3 separate regions of the Homo sapiens genome follow, and all the other regions are linked to region 3. The links are chromatin contacts, found by Hi-C or POLR2A ChIA-PET in ENCODE. All regions are on one chromosome and are shown on one strand. The core of a region is the stretch at or near the end of the contact, and the rest is flanking DNA. Distances in the headings are between cores, read along the strand shown.

What was found. A loop is a pair of places that touch in the nucleus more often than their neighbours do. ChIA-PET counts read pairs that join two places held with the same protein, here RNA polymerase II (POLR2A). Pooled maps may share reads with other maps.
Region 1: a pooled map shows a loop between it and region 3 (2.9-fold over the local background). The contact joins the enhancer-like site here to the promoter of LMO2 in region 3. A Hi-C loop is called at or near these places in 2 of 50 pooled maps.
Region 2: a loop to region 3 is called in a pooled map, with 4 times the contacts of the local background. The contact joins the enhancer-like site here to the promoter of LMO2 in region 3. A Hi-C loop is called at or near these places in 1 of 37 single-sample maps with no recorded cell type and 5 of 50 pooled maps. POLR2A ChIA-PET finds 5 or more read pairs at or near these places in 1 of 52 experiments (activated CD4-positive, alpha-beta T cell).

What each region holds. Positions count from the first base shown.
Region 1 is chr11:35,335,783-35,339,693 of GRCh38, forward strand. All of the region lies in intron 1 of SLC1A2 (solute carrier family 1 member 2), which reads right to left. Among named protein-coding and RNA genes, the nearest start is that of SLC1A2-AS1, 56 kb to the left of the region's middle. Within about 2 kb of position 1,954, at least 10 of the 41 ENCODE cell types and tissues checked have a DNase peak (open chromatin) inside an H3K27ac peak, as active enhancers do.
Region 2 is chr11:35,003,154-35,007,034 of GRCh38, forward strand. No RefSeq gene overlaps it. Among named protein-coding and RNA genes, the nearest start is that of MIR1343, 63 kb to the left of the region's middle. Within about 2 kb of position 2,434, at least 7 of the 41 ENCODE cell types and tissues checked have a DNase peak (open chromatin) inside an H3K27ac peak, as active enhancers do.
Region 3 is chr11:33,889,875-33,893,610 of GRCh38, forward strand. LMO2 (LIM domain only 2) reads right to left here and starts at 2,202. Exons shown (of 6, transcript NM_005574.4): 1 at 1,921-2,202. RefSeq lists an enhancer at 1,658-1,767.

The sequences.
Region 1 (3,911 bases), core at 704-3,203, 1.4 Mb after region 3:
TGAAACCCTGTCTCTACCAAAAACAAAAATTAGGTAGTCTCATAAGCCAGTCTCAAAAAAATTAAGTAAATAAAATTTTTAAAAAATTAAATTAAAAAATGTTGTTAAAAATCTGATCCAGTCTCTTCAGACATCCTCCCACAGAAGATGCTGAAAAAAGGTTTCTTATATGGTACAAATACACAATGGAATACTATGCAGCCATAAAAAGGAATAAGATCATCTCCTTCAGAGGGACATGAATTGAGCTGGAAGCCATTATCCTCATCAAACTAATACAGGAACAGAAAACCAAACACCACATGTTTTCACTTATAAGTAGGAGCTGAACAATGAGAACACATGGACACAGGGAGGGGAACAACACACACTGGGCCTCTCAGGGGGTGGGGTGGGTGGGGGTAGAGCATTAGGAAAAATAGCTAATGCATGCTGGGCTTAATACTTAGGTGATGGGTTGATAAGTGCAACAAACCGCTATGGCACAGGTTTACCTATGTAACAAACCTGCACATCCTGCACATGTACCCCACAACTAAAATTAAAATTAAAATTAAAAAGAGAAGGAAAAAAGGTTTCTTGATGATCTCTATCTAGAACCCTTTGAAGGTGACCCAATCAGCTCATTAATTGTTTGCTCTTGAATACTTGCTTTCACCCAATGGGCTTTGATATTAATAACAGTATTGATTATACTCTCAACATTTATGGAACATACTAGCTCTGAGATAAGTGGTTTCCTTTGTTTGATCCTCACAACAACAATTCTATAAGCAAGTAGGAGGAAGGAACAAACAGATAGAGTGCTATTATTATCCTCATTTTATAGACAAGGAACTAAGGCCACCAATGTGCCTAAAATGACCTAGTAAGCATCAGAATCACATAGCTAAACCTACATTGGCCCAAATCCAAGACTTTAGTTTGTAGGACTATGCTCAAGTAACTAGGCAGCCAATTCAAATACTCCATCCTCCAATTTTATATTTATAAATTACAAGCACTCACAGCCGGGGTCAGCAACTCATGGCTTTCCATATGGCCCATGAAGCCTAAAATATTTACTCTTTAGCCCTTTACAGAAAAATGTTTTCTGACCCTTGGCCTAGAACAGTAAACCAAATCCCAAATTTTCCATTCAGTGTACTGAGGTCTCTGTAGTACTTGGGACCAGCAGATTCCACAACATTTTTTAACTCAAGAAAAATATTTATTTGCATTGATTTATGTAAATGACCCTGAGTGATGAAAGTTGGAAATAAATTTGGGGAAAAAAAGAGCTAAAGAGTTGTGGTTGTAAAATATCCACCTCCTAAACTACTGCAGAGCTGCTGGTTAACCAAAATCCAGGGAGGGTTTTGCCAGAATCATGAAGAATTTTATGAATGGGTCTACACTGAGTACAGAGAAAAGTGCCCACAGGCCTCTCTGTATCCATGTTGATGGGGGATTAAAGAAGACTCCTCCTACCAACATCCAGCCAAACAGAAGACTAGCTGTTTAAATGGCTGCCAGCATGCTAAGCGAATAGAAATAGTGACAAAGAGGGTAGTCAGAAAGGCAGTGAGTAACTATTCATTGTTTTCAAACGTGGCGAGAGGTGTTTGGTAATCTTTGTGTAAAACAGACATCTGAGTCATCTCAGCAGCAGGGAGTTCTCATGAGTCATATAACACATGCTAGTCACAAATCAGGTCTTTCCACCAGTTCAGGAATATTACCAACAGTATCACCACACTACTCAGTATGGATCCAAAACTCAAGGAATATCTATCTAACTACACCTGCATGTTCAAATGTACTAGATGTACCATGGTATAACAGGTGTACCATGGGTGTACCAGTAGGTGTAAACAGACTCTACCTATAGGGTAGAGTCCTTTAAGGTTGCAGAAGAAACAGCTGCAAACTCCAAAACTGCCCCAGCTTGCTGTGTGAACTTGTGCATGTGCTGCCTCTTATCTGAGCCTAAGACTCATCTATAAAATGAGATGTTTGAGTTGGATGCCTCTCCCCTGCCTTCCAGCTCTATGAGTATGTGGAGGGGAAGCTCCACCAACAGTTTAGAAACAGTCCTGGAATACACTGCTGACTTATGACTCATAATTCATCATATCTCATTATCTAATTAGTATTATAATTACCATCAACATTATCATTGTTATTATCCTTAGTATAGCATAAATAATAACAATATAATAATAACTAGCATTTCTTAAGTGCTTTGCATGTGCCAGATCTTATTTGTTCAGGTCTCTAGAATATGTGGGACAAGAAGATTGTAGTATCTGCATAGATCAGGAGTTGGCAAACTACAGCCATGGGCCAAATCCAGTCAACAGCCCATTTTTATAAACAAGGTTTTATTAGAACACAGCGAAGCCTATTGTTTACCTATTGTCTACGGTTACTTTTGCACTCCAAGAGCAGAGTTGAGTAATTGCAACAGAAACCCTAAAATATTTATCTGACCCTTTACAGAAAACACTTGTTGACCCCCTTCTTTTAGACCCTACATAACAAATCTGTTGTTTTTTGCCTCCCTAGTGTCTGCTTGCTACTCTTTTGGTTCTATCCTCTCGACTTCTCAGGGCAATTCCCCTTCTAACTCCCGTCCCTATGGTTTGGATGGAACTGACCCATGCCCATCTCAGGACTGGTGAATCAGGATACTCTATCCTCATAACCACATAGATTTGTGGGTGATCATGTGGACCAAGTTGGTCCAGTGAGATATAGTCCTAAGACTTTGGCTAGAAAAAGTGGGAAGGAGGAGCTCTTCTTTGCTGAGGTTTCTTAGCTGCTAGGATGTGTCCAGAGCTGCCGGGAGCTTATAAGGGAATGACCTGCCTTTGTTTGAGGACAAGGAGATATGGAAAGAGAATCAGTCCTAATAATAAGATTTTAGCTCCTAGATCCAGATACACCTAAAGTTATCTCTAGACTCTTTGGTTAACAAGCTGATATATTCTCTAGTTCACTTAAGTCAGACTAAGGTAGGCTTCCCTCACTTGCAACTAAAACAAAACAGTCCTTTGAAATAGACACAATTACTTTACCCACTAAGATACACCTGATCAAGATCACATAACCAGTAAGTGGCAGAGGCTAGGACCCAGGTCTCCACTGAGCTTTTCAAGATGAAGGGGTCAGCATCTAGAGCTCTCTAGAAGATCTGGCTAGAAGCAGGGACACAACCAACGGGTGATTTTCCTGTCTTTGAATTGCTCTCTAAAGGGCAATTCTTTGGGGGATCATCTTGTTTTCTACTTATGACTGTCCCATGGCAAGACCCAGTAGAGTACTGGCTTCTCATGCAGTAATTTGGGGCAAGTTATGACAAAGAGTGATGTCATAGCCATTTGTCAGCTCTTCATTCTTGCCATTTAACTGGGAAAAATTTTTGCTGGGGAGAAACTTGACCTCCCTCTGTTGGGATATTTAGTCATTCAGCAAGAAACATGGAATCAGGGAATCTCAATGCGGTGAACAAGATTGTGGGTCAGGGCCCTTCTGTGTCAAGGAGTCAGTCAGGACAGATTTTGCTGAAGAAGAGATTTCATAAAATCAAACCTAACTGGAACTATCCGTTCCACAGGGCATCTTCTTATACTCTGCTTTGAAGGGGACAGACTCCAGAAGGAAACATGCAGTGCAGGGTATGGAAACAGAATCTCTCAGGGAGATGTTTGGTTAGTGTGTGGCTCAATGTTACACCTTTACCAGCTGGAGGACCTTATCATGAGGACTGGGTTTCAGATAGGGATCCTGGTGACTCACAGGACCCTCTGTCAGGGGTCCACTGGTCTCAACACACCACATCAAATGAGAGAATGGATTCAAGCATTTTTTAATGATTTTCAACCATGAGAGTTGAGCATAAGTTGGATGGGCAGATGGATGGATGGAGG
Region 2 (3,881 bases), core at 1,184-3,683, 1.1 Mb after region 3:
GCACATTAAAAAGATTTTTATAAGTTGGGTAATAGTTCTCTTTTGATATAGTGAACACAGCCTGTTGAACTTCTCGGGAGCATCTTCTACAGGGGTTGCACATGCCATAGAAATAAGTCTGTGGCTAAAACCACAGTAATTTGACATTTGGTTTCCTTTAGATTTTAATATTAATGTATAGTGTATTCCTTCAACCTTCTGATTCATGAAGGGGTGGTAGCTGGTGTGAATTAATTAAGAGTCAAACAGGAAAATAATACCTCAGTGTTCTTATTTAAAGGGCATGTTATTGGGTGATGACCAAAGAGTTCTTTAGTTTTGGTCTGGGATGACAAGTTACAGAGGAGGAAAAGTAATAAATTTTTAAAAAGAAAATGTAATAAATGTCTTTGTGGTTGAAAGTACATGTTCTTTCTATGCAGTTAGCAGAGCTTGGGAGGTAGAAGTACCTCCTTGGTTTTCCCCAGATTATTTTGCAAGTTTAAAGTATGTCACTTGTTCCCTCATCCTTACTATCACCAACACAATTATTTTGTACAGTATTAACACAAGGCTCACACCTTGTAAGGATGACAGGCTGATTGGATTTCTCACTCTTCCCTGCTCCAACCCTTTCAATGAGTCAGTCTGACCCCCACCAAATGCATTCCTTTTTTAAGGGACTGGGGGAATCTTGCTGGAGTGTTCTGTGCCTAGCTGTCAAAAACATACTCGATTAAGTAAAAGCACTATTTGTCAAGACTAGCCCATAACATTATGCTTTTTTGTAAAATGTTCTGAGGCCAGTTTCCCTTTTATGGTGGGTGGATATGTGAACATTTTATGCTCGTAGCATTGACTCATTTCTTATTTGGAGACCAGATAAGTCATCTTGTATATTTATTTTTTATGATACGGTAAATAAGACATTCAAAAGCAACTAACCTGAAGCCTCCTTTTAAAAATATCCCCCAGTTGTGTTTTTTCATAAATGAAAAATTGCACTCCCTTTAATTGGGGAATGACTTTTTACCTAAGGTTTCTACCTTATGATACTCAGATAACAGATATTTGGTGGACTTTTGCTTTTTTCAAGAGAAAAATTATTAAGGAGAACATGCAGGGGGGAATAAGACTAACAACATGGAAAATACTCATGGTATGTTTCATGAAAAATATAGAACATAAATTTCGTGGAAGTATGTAGAAAAATTGAATAGGTACGTGCACAGGAGCTCAAGAATAATATGGTCAGTCAGTCATCTGATTTGATGAGAGACAGAGCTGGCCATTTAAAAAGAAAATGTAAAGTTTCACTGCATTTTTTTTTCCTGCACTGAAGGACACTCCTTAGTGGTTAGTGTTGATTATTAGCATTGGCCTAAAGACCAAACAACACCATTGAGTAACAGGATTTTTCAAGATTCCATGTATTTGTCTGGTATTTGGGTTTTATTTCACTTTACAAAGATTTTCTTTTTTGTTGTTCTTGTTGTTTTATTATACTTTAAGTTCTGGGATACACGTGCAGAACGTTCAGGTTTGTTACATATGTATACACTTGCCATGTTGGTTTGCCACACCCATCAACCTGTCATCTACATTAGGTATTTCTCCTAATGCTATCCCTCCCCTAGCCCCCCACCCCCCAACAGGCCCTGGTGTGTGATGTTCCCCTCCCTGCGTTCATGTGTTCTCATTGTTCAACTCCCACTTATGAGTGAGAACATGCCGTATTTGGTTTTCTGTTCCTGTGTTAGTTTGCTGAGAATGCTGGTTTCCAGCTTCATCCAAGTCCCTGCAAAGGACATGAACTCATCCTTTTTTGTGGCTGCAAAGTATTCCATGGTGTATATGTGCCACATTTTCTTTATCCAGTCTATTATTGATGGGCATTTGGGTTGGTTCCAAGTCTACAAAGATGTTTTCAAATACAAGTATTGATGATTTTAAAGTAATTGTACGCAAAGCTGTGATGTTCATGTGTACTCCATTTGGTGGAAGGCAGAAATGCTCACTGATCTTTTGTTATGTACCCCCAAACATGTACGAGATCCGACCAGGAAGCAAGAGAAACTGCTTTTGTTCCCTGCTTCTCCCCCATTGCCCCCAAGGAGCCATCTGATGTGGACTCATTAAAAGGGAGAATATTTATTAGGCTACAGTGCCAAGTCTGCCATCTGTTATTATTGCTCTCAGCTTTTCCACATGGCAGGTGTGGTCACATCAGCCTCAAGCCATTCCTACTTGAGAGGCAGCCTTCTTAGGAAGGGCTGGATTAGGCAGATTAAATTATCTGCCTTAGATCTTAGGGAATATTTCTTTTCCTTTTGATTTAATTGTACAAAGGTTTCTATTCTTTGTTTTCTTCTTGACAGGAGAATGGTAAACTAAAGGGCTGAGATAAGGGTGTGAACCTATGGGATAGAAGCCCAGGAGGCTGTTTAACCTGTTTCTGTTCTTGGCTTAAGCAGTGGTGTGCCGGTAAATGTTTAACAACCAGCTCTTTGGAGAAGAAATGCATATGGATATATAACCAATTATAAGTCTGTTATAAATTTTACTGATTTACAAGGAGTAAAATATATGACTTACTAAGAACTATAGAACATACAATACTCCTTATTGTATGTTATCACGGAATGCTTTACCTGATTTTATAGAACGCTTTTATTTGCAGCCAAACTATGATTGCAGTTGATGAATAAGTAGGTTACTGACCTAAATGTTGGTTGACATTTTCCTTTACACAAAAGAATAAGATAAAAGTTAAAACAACAGTGACACAGAAGTTTACATGTTTGTCCATGAAGAGAGTACTTTCTCTACTGAATCAGATAATTTTCAAATACTGGAATATTTTCTCAAATTTTGTGCTATTCATAGTGTACCAACTACAAACATGACATTTTTAAGTTTAATCTGCATTATTTACATTTTTCTCTATTATTTTCTTAAGTCTAGAGACAATCCACAATAAATCAATCCCTGATTTGTAGTATTTGCTGATTTCGGTGGTATAAATGCTCTGATTTCAAGCTTCCAATGTAATGTTACTGAGTGTAGAATTAGGAAGAGATGCATAGCTCTCCATTATTACATAGTATTTCCACCATTAAAGATACAATAGAGGTAAAAACCTCAAGAACATAGATAATAGTAAATGAATAGGAAGTGGTGAGCTTTGGGTATTTATTATCTTTGCTTCCGGTATAATTTATTGAATCCTAAGCTTATATAATTTAGCTTTCAGTAATAGCTGTGTTTAATAATCAGCTTGCAAAGTTCTTAAAAGTTTAACAATCAGCTCTCACGAGCTGGTACAAGCCAGCTTCAGCACACCACTGGCCTTAGGCATTCCAATGGCAGTGGTGGTGGGGGTCGGGGGAGACATACGCCAATATGCCATGCTTTTTAAAATATGAAACCCAGGGCCCCACTCCTGGAAATGAGTCTAAGGTGAGACATCAGGGTTTGAGGTCGGAGCTCCATTAACAACCTCTCTTTGCCAGGTCTTGTTCTCTGCTCATCTCCTTTGGGACCTCATGGGGTAGAGGGTGGAATGGGGGTTTGAGGTGGGAAAGAGTTCATGTGCTCTAGATCCTGGGGCTCAGCCACTTTTTTCACTACTGCTAACTTGGGGTACTGGCCCAGCCCCCTTGACATCCTGCGGATATCTTGCTATCCTACGGAAGTGGAAATCAACCCAATTTCTCAGTTCCTAACCAGAAATTAGACTCCTAGAGACCACTGAGAAAGCAGAACTGAATATGAAAGGCTGTGGGCTAGTTAGTTGGGACCATGAAATCTTTTGCTGGGGCTGGCTGCTGACTCATGGGGGAACTTTTCTGTCTCAGTAGCCCACATGCTCAAATATCGTTGTTAAGTAAAGCTTAAGGGCA
Region 3 (3,736 bases), core at 952-3,451:
AGATGTGGAATCAACCTAAGTGTCCATCAATGGATGATTGGATTTAAAACTGTGGTGTATATATATGCAATGGAATATTATTCAGCCATAAAAAAGAATGAAATCATGTCTCTCGCAGCCACATGGGTAGAACTGGAAGCTGTTATCTTAAGTTAAAAAAGTCAGACACTGAAAGACAAATATCACACTGTTCACTCATAAGTGGGAGCTAAATAATGTGAACACATGGCATTAGGGTATGGAATAATATACACTGGAGACTCAGAAGGGTGGGGGGAGGATGATGAGAAATTAATTAATAGGTACAATGTGGTGATATCAATCTGGTGATAGATATCAATAGATATCAATCTGGTGATAGATACCAATAGATATCAATCTGGTGATAGATACCTTAGAAGCCCTGACTTCAAGACTATGCAATTTACGCTTGTCACAAAATTGTACTTGTTCCCCATAAATTTATGTAAGTTTTTTTGTTTTTGTTTTTGTTTTTATGAGATGGAGTTTCTCGTCACCCAGGCTGGAGTGCAATAGTGCCATCTTGGCTCACTGCAACCTCCGCCTCCCGGGTTCAAGCAATTCTCCTCTCTCAGCCTCCCGAGTAGCTGGGATTACAGGGATGAGCCACCACGCGTGGCTAATTTTCATATTTTTAGTAGAGACAGGGTTTCACCATGTTGCCCAAGCTGGTCTTGAACTGCTGACCTCAGGCGATCTGCCTGCCTTGGCCTCCCAAAGTGCTAAGATTACAGGCGTTAGCCAATGTGCCCGGCCTGTAAGTTTTTTAAAAACCTAGAGGTGAGTAATTATAATAAGTGATATTATTATTATTATTACTCTTAACAACAATGACAATGATGACTGATGAGGGCTAAGTACCAGCTACTATCCAAGCACTTCCATGATTTATTTCTATTATTTCTCACAATGACCCTATGGGTACCCCTATATTACAAATGAGAAAACTGAGGCTGCCATCTTTCTAAGGTCTAAAGTGATTTTCTGGGAGCACAAACAAGAGCTTAATTAATTTTAACAGATAAAGACAGAAAAGGCTTCACAGAAGATTCACCTTTTCAGGGCAACCTAAAGAAGTATGGGTTGGTTTTCTTTAAGCTGAAACATTACGGCAAGAACCTGGAGTAATATCTGCTTCAAAGGGGAGTTATGCAAAGTCAACAAGAGAAGACGTGTAAAACCCAAGCACAGTACCTGGCACAAAGTAGATGCTCCCAAATCTTTGTTCCCCTTCATTGATCCTCTGTGATGGAAGGAACTTGTAGCCACTTTCCTCATCCGCCTTGGTTTTTCAAAAACACCCTTTGAAGTTATAACCTCCTTGGGAGCCAAGGCTTCTCTGAAGCACCCCATTACAATCTTTGCCCTCAACTCAGAACTGGAATGTGTTTGAAAATGCTAACAAGGGCAGCAGCCCCACCTCTTCGTCATTGCCTAAGGTTGTTAGGCAAACACACACACACACACACACACACACACACACACACACACACATGCACACACACTCACACAGTTGCTGGGGAGATCATGGTAAACACAAGCCTCTCTTTTGGATCAGAATAATTGAGTGGTCTCCCTTTGTGGCCAGTGTACAGGAACAAATTAGATGGGTAAATTAGCAGTTCCCGAAGACATTAGCAACCAGCGGCTCACACAGCAAGCGCCTGACTCACCGTGGGGCCTCTCCAAGTCACAGCCTATGAATAGATGCTCTTCCTCCCTCCGAAAGAGAAGCCAGAGTGCCCGGAACACCACAGGGGAAGCTTGAAGACTTGTACCCCTTTGGAGTCTTTTTATTTTAAAAGACCAATTTAATCACCACTTCTTCTGGCTCCTTGAAGATGAAAAAAGTTCCCTTGCAATCGTCCATTCATCAGAGAATTAATGAAGCCTACTCACCAGCAGATGATGTAATCCTGGTGGCTTCCCCCATCAGATCTAGGCTGCCTGCCCCACGGATACCTTCTGGGCTAATTGCCTGCTTTGCACCTGTTCCTTCTCGGGAGGCCCTGGCACCCTAGCACCTGGTGCCTGTGCCATCTCCCCTCTCTGCCAGGACACCCAGAGGCCCTTGTGAATAGCAAAGCCCACTTAACGGCTGAGGGCAGGTGGGGGTATTTCCTTCTCAATTCTGCTCAAGGCCCGTTGCTGTTCTTTGAGGATGTTGCAAATCCAGGGTTTGGAGGGCTGGGCCTCTTGGTGGCCTGGTTGTCTATCTGATAGGGCGGAGCCTTCACCCTTGCAGCGAGCTCTCTCACACCAGATGTGCTCTGCGTGGAATCCTAGGCCATCAGGGGATTCCTTAGCAAGCCCTGCAGGACCCAAATCCTAACTCAGACCCTCATCCTCCTACTCAGAATGTGGAGACTTGTGATCCTCAGTTTGGACGAATTCCAAGAGACCTTCCAATTCCCAGAGGCCATCTTTGGTTCTGTTCACACATAGCTCCCTCTCCCTCCTAGGCCTTCTCCCTTTGAATTTCTCCCCTACACCATCAGCCTGTATTTACTTCTCCTTCTTGCTTAATGCATGACTATATTATCCCAGTTAAGGGGGTCTGCAGGTTTTATCAGAAAGTTCAGAGGCTCACATGACCTGGATTGGAACTTGGCTCAGCCACTGACTAGCCAGACAAACTCAAATAACGTACACAGCTTCTCAGCACCTCACCCCCTCATTCATAAAAAACAGGGACAATGGTACCCACTTTGCAGGGTTGTTGAGTGGATTAAATTAAACAACACAAGGAAAGAGCTTTCCTAAGTTCCAATGCTATGTAACACACACAGTATTGTCTTACCCAGCAATAATTTCGGTGCACGGATCTGATCATCTCTTAATTAAATATTGAATTCTCCTAACACGGTTCTTTTTTTGAACCCCTCAGGGTCTGAACAGTTATAAGTGCACAGAAGTTGGGTCTTTATGAGCTGAATAAAAGGAGACTCCGGCTGTCTTCTCTTTTGTCCTTACCATAAAGCTCTTGTCAGCTGCTCTCCTGGCCCTGCCTCTGACCCTGGGCTTTGGGGCCACTATAGGCTCTCCTTTCCTTGTCCCCCTCTGAGTCCTGAAGTCCTGGTTTGCAATCTGCTGTTGCAGTTCTCTGGAATGGCTGCTTCCCCATGCGCCCCTGTCTGTCAGCTACCTCCCCCGCATGCATGTCTGTCTGCTGGGCAAGGCCCAATTCCGAGGTGACAGCTCACCGGGCCTCACCCACAAGTCTCTTCCAAGCATTAGCAGCCCACCCCAGTCCAAAGATATCTTTTATAGCTGATCTCTGGTGGCACCTCCTACCTTCCAATTAGGAGCCTGTCAACACCCAGGCCATCACTCTTCCTGCAGTGTCTGACAACACACACGCCTGCCGCGGCTGCGCCGGGAGAGTCAAGCAAAATTGTTTCCATGGTGGTGGTGGTGGCCTGAGCACAAGAGTTGAAATCTAGGTGAATCTGAATCTAGTTCTGCCTTCTCACTTTGCAAGGAGGTGTCTTATTTCTCTTTGAATTGGCAGCACCAAGCATCATGCCTGGCACACAGTAGGTACTCATAAATAAACACGTGTAAATCAAAAAGGCCGAAGATACATTGCTAGCTTGCAGACTCCCTTTCTCAATGTCTAATGATATCCAGTTCATTTCTTTCTCTTACATGTGCAAATCAGAAAGTTAGCTCATAACTCATCTGTTGTGACTTTTTCTTTCCTTTACTTTTGTGG